Regions from separate parts of the Homo sapiens genome. Here region 1 is linked to region 2. Evidence: read pairs that join two places in POLR2A ChIA-PET (ENCODE). Cell type or tissue: B cell. All regions are shown on one strand. Each heading gives the region's core, and the rest is flanking DNA. Links, peaks and the distances in the headings are about the cores only.

Region 1 (2,913 bases), core at 258-2,757, 110 kb before region 2:
AGGCAGGAGAATCACTTGAACCTGGGAGGCGGAGTTTGCAGTGGAGCCGAGGTCACGCCATTGCACTCCAGCTTGGGGAACAAGAGCAAAACTCTGTCTCAAAAAAAAAAAAAAAAAAGAAAGAAAAAAGAAAAAGGGACATCAGCATAACATGACTGCCAGGAGCAAATCCAATGTTAAGTCACGTTACTGGAGATATGGTATTTGGAATAAAGGAGAAGACAGATAATCTTGCTTTATTGTAAGTTGGCCAGGTGTTATGATGGGAGCCATTGTTTTGTGACCTGGGAATGTTTAGGCAAAAGTAAAGAGTGGATCGTGAGGTCAGGAGTTTGAGACCAACCTGGCCAACATGCGGAAACCCTGTCTCTACTATAAATATAAAAATTAGCTGGGCGTGGTGGCGGGCGCCTGTAATCCCAGCTACTTGGGAGGGTGACGCAGGAGAATCCCTTGAACCCAGGAAGTGGAGATTGCAGTGAGCTGAGATTGTGCCACAGCACTCCAGCCTGGGCAACAAGAGCAAGACTCTGTCTCAGAAAAAAAAAAAAAAAGAAAGAGTAGGGACCACTAAAGCTCAAATACCTGAAGGGCTATCATGGGGAGGAAGAATTAGATTTACAGTGTGCACCCCCAAAAGGTAGTGCACGGACCACCAGGAGATAAGAGATTATCTCAAAATGAAGTTTAGTTCCGTGGAGACCACTGGTAGATGAAGTTCAGCTTTGAGGAAGGAAAAACAGATGTCCATAAACGGAGTGAGCTGTCTTGGGAGTAACAGTAAGCTCCCTGTTACTAAAGGTGTTCAAGAAGACGCTGATGGACAGGGGCCGTGGCTCTCGCCTGTAATCTCAGCACTTTGGAAGCCCAGGCGGGTGGATCACGAGGTCAAGAGATCAAGACAATCCTGGCCAACATGGTGACACCTTGTCTCTACTAAAAATACAAAAATTAGCTGGGCATGGTGGCGCACGCCTGTAGTCCCAGCTACTAGGGAGGCTGAGGCAAGAGAATTGCTTGAACCTGGGAGGTCGAGGTTGCAGTGAGCTGAGACCACCCCACTCCAGCCTGGTGACAGAGCAAAATTCCATCTCAAGAAAAAAAAAAAAAAAAAAAAGAAGAAGATGCTAATACACTGCTGGCCAGAGATGTTGGCAGGGAGGTAACCATCAGAAAGAGTTTGAAGGCTGGGTACAGTGGCTCACACCTATAAGCCCAGCACTTTGGGAGGCTGAGGAGGGAGGGTTGCTTGAGCCCAGGAGTTAGAGACAAGCCTGGGCAACATGGCAAAACCCCAGCTCTACAAAAAATACAAAAATTAGCGGGTGTTGTGGTACGTGCCTGTAGTCCCAGCTACGCAGGAGGCTGAGGTGAGAGGACCACCCAAGCCCAGGAAGGCTGAGGCTGCAGTGAGCCGTGGCAACCGCACTCCAGCCTGGGCAACGAAGTGAGACCCCGTTTCAGAAAAAAAAAACAAAAAAACAAAAAAAGAGAACTTGAACTAGGTAGTTGGTCTTTGAGATTCACTCCCTTCCTATTGACATTAATCCTGCTTTTGCTCTTTCCCTGCCCCTCACCGAGCCCTCTGTGTGACTCTGTCCCTGGCCTGTCTTTCCAGCTCCAGGTCAGTTTTCTCTTTCTCCACCAGGTCTACCTGAGGATGCAATTTGCACTGACTGCATAAACTTCATATGATTTAATTACTCAGCATCTTTTTTTTTTTTTTTTTTTTGAGATGGAGTCTTGCTCTGTTTCCCAGGCCGGAGTGCAGTGGCGTGATTTCGGCTCACTGCAATCTTCGCCTCCCTGGTTCAAGCGATTCTCCTGCCTCAGCCTCGCAAGTAGCTGTGATTACAGACGTGCATCACCACGCCAGGCTAATTTTTTTTGTATTTTAAGTAGAGATGGGGTTTCACCATGTTGGCCAGGCTGGCCTTGAACTCCTGACCTCAGGTGATTTGCCTGCCTAGGGCTCCCAGAGTGCTGGGATTACAGGTGTGAGCCACCGCGCCCGGCCTATTCAGCATCTTTTATTGTTCTCTCACTGTCCCCATCTTATAAGCCCCTTGAAGGCAGGTACCTGTATTATTTGTACAATGACTAGTAAGGATAAGAACTTGGGGCTGGGCAATATAGTGAGACAACCACCTCTGGGGAAAAAAAAAAAAAAAAAAGCAGCACCCTAGTCCCTGCAGATAAAGCAGATGTATTCCTGAGGTTGTGAGACCCTACAGGAAGACAGAAGCATTGGGCTTATTCCCTTATCTCAGAGCTATGTCTTTTTTTTTTTTTTTCTTGAGACAGAGTCTCGCTCTGTAACTCAGCCTGGAGTGCAATGGTGCGATCTTGGCTCACTGTAACCTCCGCCTCCCAGGTTCAGGTGATTCTCCTGCCTCAGCCTCCCAGGTGCATGCCACCATGCCTGGCTAATTTTTGTATTTTTAGTAGAGACAGGGTTTCATCATAATGGCCAGGCTGGTCTCAAACTCCTGACCTCATGATCTACCCGCCTAGGTCTCCCAAAGTGCTGGGATTACAGGCATGAGCCACCGTGCCCGGCAGAGCTATGTCTTTTAAAAACACTTCCTGATTTGGGATTTCAGAGCTGAGATTACAAATGCCTTAGGAGTTAGAATAGGTTGGCCTATTTTTGAGATGGAGTCTCATTCTGTAGCCCAGGTTGGAGGGCAGTGGCACGATCTTGGTTCACTGCAACCTCTGCCTCCTGGGTTCAGGTGATTCTCCTGCCTCAGCCTCCCGAGTAGCTAGGACTACAGGCGTGCATCACCACACCCAACTAATTTTTTTTTGGTATTTTTAGCAGAGACAGGGTTTCGCCATGTTGGCCAGAATGGTCTCAATCTCCTGACCTCGTGATCTGCCTGCCTTGGCCTCCCAAAGTGCTGGGATTAC
Region 2 (2,913 bases), core at 322-2,821:
ATTTTATTATTATTTTTTGAGACACAGTCTCGCTCTGTCACCCAGGCTGGAGTGTAGTGGTGCAATCTTGGCTCACCGCAACCTTCGCCTCCTGGGCTCAAGTGATCCTCCCACCTCAGCCTCCCACATAGCTGGGATTACAGGCGCATGCCACCACACTTGGCTAATTTTTGTATTCTTAGTAGAGATGGGGTTTCACCATGTTGGCCAGGCTGGTCTCCAACTCCCGACCTCAGATGATCTGCCTGCCTTGGCCTCCCAAAGTGCTGGGATTACAGGAGTAAACCACCGTGCCTAGCCCTTCTTTTTGATTAAAAAAATTGTTTTGTTTGTTTGTTTGTTTTTTAGTAGAGACAAGGTTTCACCATGTTGCCCAGCTGGTCTCAAACTCCTGGGCTTAAGTGATCTGCCTGCCTTGGCCTCCCAAAGTATTAAAAAAAATTTTTTTATAGCGATGGGGTCTTCATATGTTGCCCAGGCTGTTCTCAAAGTCTCAAGTGATCCTCCCATCTTAGCCTCCAAAAATGCCGGGATTACAGGAATGAGCCACCATGCCAGGCCTGCCCTTCTGTTTTCTTCTTTTTTACTATATATTTTTTCAATTTATTTATTTATTTAAAAAATGTAGAGACAGGGTGTCACTCTGTCGCCCAGGCTAGTGCTATAGACGTGTGCCACCACACCCAGCTAAATTTTTTGTATTCTTTATAGAGACAGGCCATGTTTCCCAGGCTAGTCTCAAACTCCTGGACTCAAGTGATCTGCCTGCCTCGACCTCCCAAAGTGCTGGGATTACAGGTATGAGCCACTGCGCCCAGCCGTGAGCCACCTGTTTTCTCTTTGCCCTTAGGACCATAGTGGATGGTCATAGTGGGTGTTGTCTCCACAATATCCATTTCACTCTCCCTCAACTGTGTAGCAGCATGTACAGTTGGAGCTCCAACTGCTGGGGAAGGAGGTTTTGACTGTACCACACCTAAAGTCTTTATTTCCTCTATACTTTTCAGTTAAATGAGCCAATACATTTCCTTTATTCTTTAAGTCCATTTGTGGTGTGTTTTTGTTAAATTGATACAGCATCCTACTTAGGAGTCATTCATTTGTTTTTTTTGTTTATTTGTTTTTGTTTTTGTTTTTTGAGACAGAGTAAGACTCTGTCTCCCAGGCTGGCATGCAGTGGCATGGTCTTGGCTCACTGCAACCTCCACCTCCCAGGTTCAAGCAATTCTCCTGACTCAGCCTCCCGAGTAGCTGGGACTATAGGCACGTGCCACCACACCTGGCTAAGTTTTTGTATTTTTAGTAGAGACAGGGTTTCGCCATGTTGGCCAGGATGGTCTCGATCTCTTGACCTTGTGATCCGCCTGCCTTGGCCTCCCAAAGTGCTGGGATTACAGGCAGAAGCCACCACGTCTGGCCTCATTTGTTATTTTTTAACAGCTTTATTGAGACGTAGTTTACATACCATGCAATGTACCCATTTAAAGTACACATACAGGCTGGGTGTGGTGGCTCATGCCTATAATCCCGCACTTTGAGAGGCGGAAGTGGGGCAATCACTTGAGCCCTGGAGTTGGAGACCAGACTGTGCAACACAGAGAGACCTCATTTCTTAACAAAATTAGCCAGGTATGGTGGCGCATGCCTGTGTCTCAGCTACTTGGGAGGCTGAGGTGGGAGAATCCCTTGGGTCCAGGAGGTTGAAGCTTCAGTGAGTTGTGATGGTACCACTGCACTCCAGCCTGTATGTGCCTGGGTGACAAAGTGAGACCCTGTCACAAAACAAAACAAAATAAAACAAAAACAAAACAAAACAACAAACAAACAAGAAAATCCCAAACAACCCAAGATGGGGTACATACAAAACGGTTTTTTAGTTTATTTACAGAGCTGTGCAACCACGGAAGCAGGCAGATCACTTGAGCCCAGAAGTTTGAGACCAGCCTGGGCAACATGATGAAACATTGTCTCTACCAAAAAAATCACTACAATTAATTTTAGGATATTTTCCTCACCCCAAAAAGGAGCCCTATACTCATTAGCAGTCACTTTCCATTTCTACCCATGTTGAGCTCCTGACTTCCAGAACTGTAAGATAATAAAGTGGTATTGGGTTAAGCCACTACATTTGTTACGGCAGCAATATTTATATATCTTCTTTGCAGAAATTTCTATTCAAATCTTTCCCCATTTTTTTTTCTTTCTTTTCTTTCTTTCTTTCTTTCTTTTTTTTTTTTTTGAGACGGAGTTTCGCTCTTGTTGCTCAGGCTGGAGTGGAATGGTGAGCTCGGATCACCACAACCTCTGCCTCCTGGGTTCAAGCGACTCTCCTACCTCAGCCTCCCAACGAGCTGGGATTACGGGCATGTGCCACCACGCCCAGCCAATTTTGTAGCTTTAGTAGAGATAGGGTTTCACCATGTTGGTCAGGGTGGTCTCAAACTCCCAACCTCAGGTGATCCACCCGCCTTGGCCTCCCAAAGGGCTGGGATTACAGGCCTGAGTCACTGAGACCGGACTTTTGCCCATTTTTCAATTGGATCATTTATCTTTTTATTGTTGAGTTGTTAGAGCTCTTTATTTATTTTGGATACAAGTCCCTTATCAGATATATGGTTTGCAAATATTTTCTCATATTCTGTGAGTTTTTTCACTTTCTTGTTTCTGTCTTTTGAAGCACAAAAGTATTTAATTTTGATGATGTCCAATTTATTTTTGTTGTTGTTTGGGTTTTTGGTGTCATATCTAAGAAGACTTTCTCTGACTTAAGATCATAAAGATTTACTCTCGTTTTCTTCTAAAAATTTCATAGTTTTAGCTTTTACATTTAGGTCTATGATCCACTTTAGTTAGTTTTTGTATGTGGTGTAAAGAAGGGGTCCAACTTTCTTCTTTTGCATGTAGATATCCAGT

Evidence for each region. Peaks named below come from ENCODE experiments on the same cell type or tissue, not always from the same donor. Only the 100,000 strongest peaks of a DNase experiment are listed, where the experiment ranks them.
Region 1: POLR2A ChIA-PET joins it to region 2 with 12 read pairs; 8 of 35 experiments call an interaction of 5 or more read pairs at or near these places.

The regions. Positions count from the first base shown.
Region 1 is chr11:118,934,073-118,936,985 of GRCh38, reverse strand. No RefSeq gene overlaps it. Among named protein-coding and RNA genes, the nearest start is that of BCL9L, 9.6 kb to the right of the region's middle. In B cell, for the core only: no CTCF peak of the experiment used is centred there; a DNase peak (open chromatin) is centred at 1,435; H3K27ac peaks cover 478 bases.
Region 2 is chr11:118,825,933-118,828,845 of GRCh38, reverse strand. No RefSeq gene overlaps it. Among named protein-coding and RNA genes, the nearest start is that of DDX6, 36 kb to the right of the region's middle. In B cell, for the core only: no CTCF peak of the experiment used is centred there; no DNase peak of the experiment used is centred there.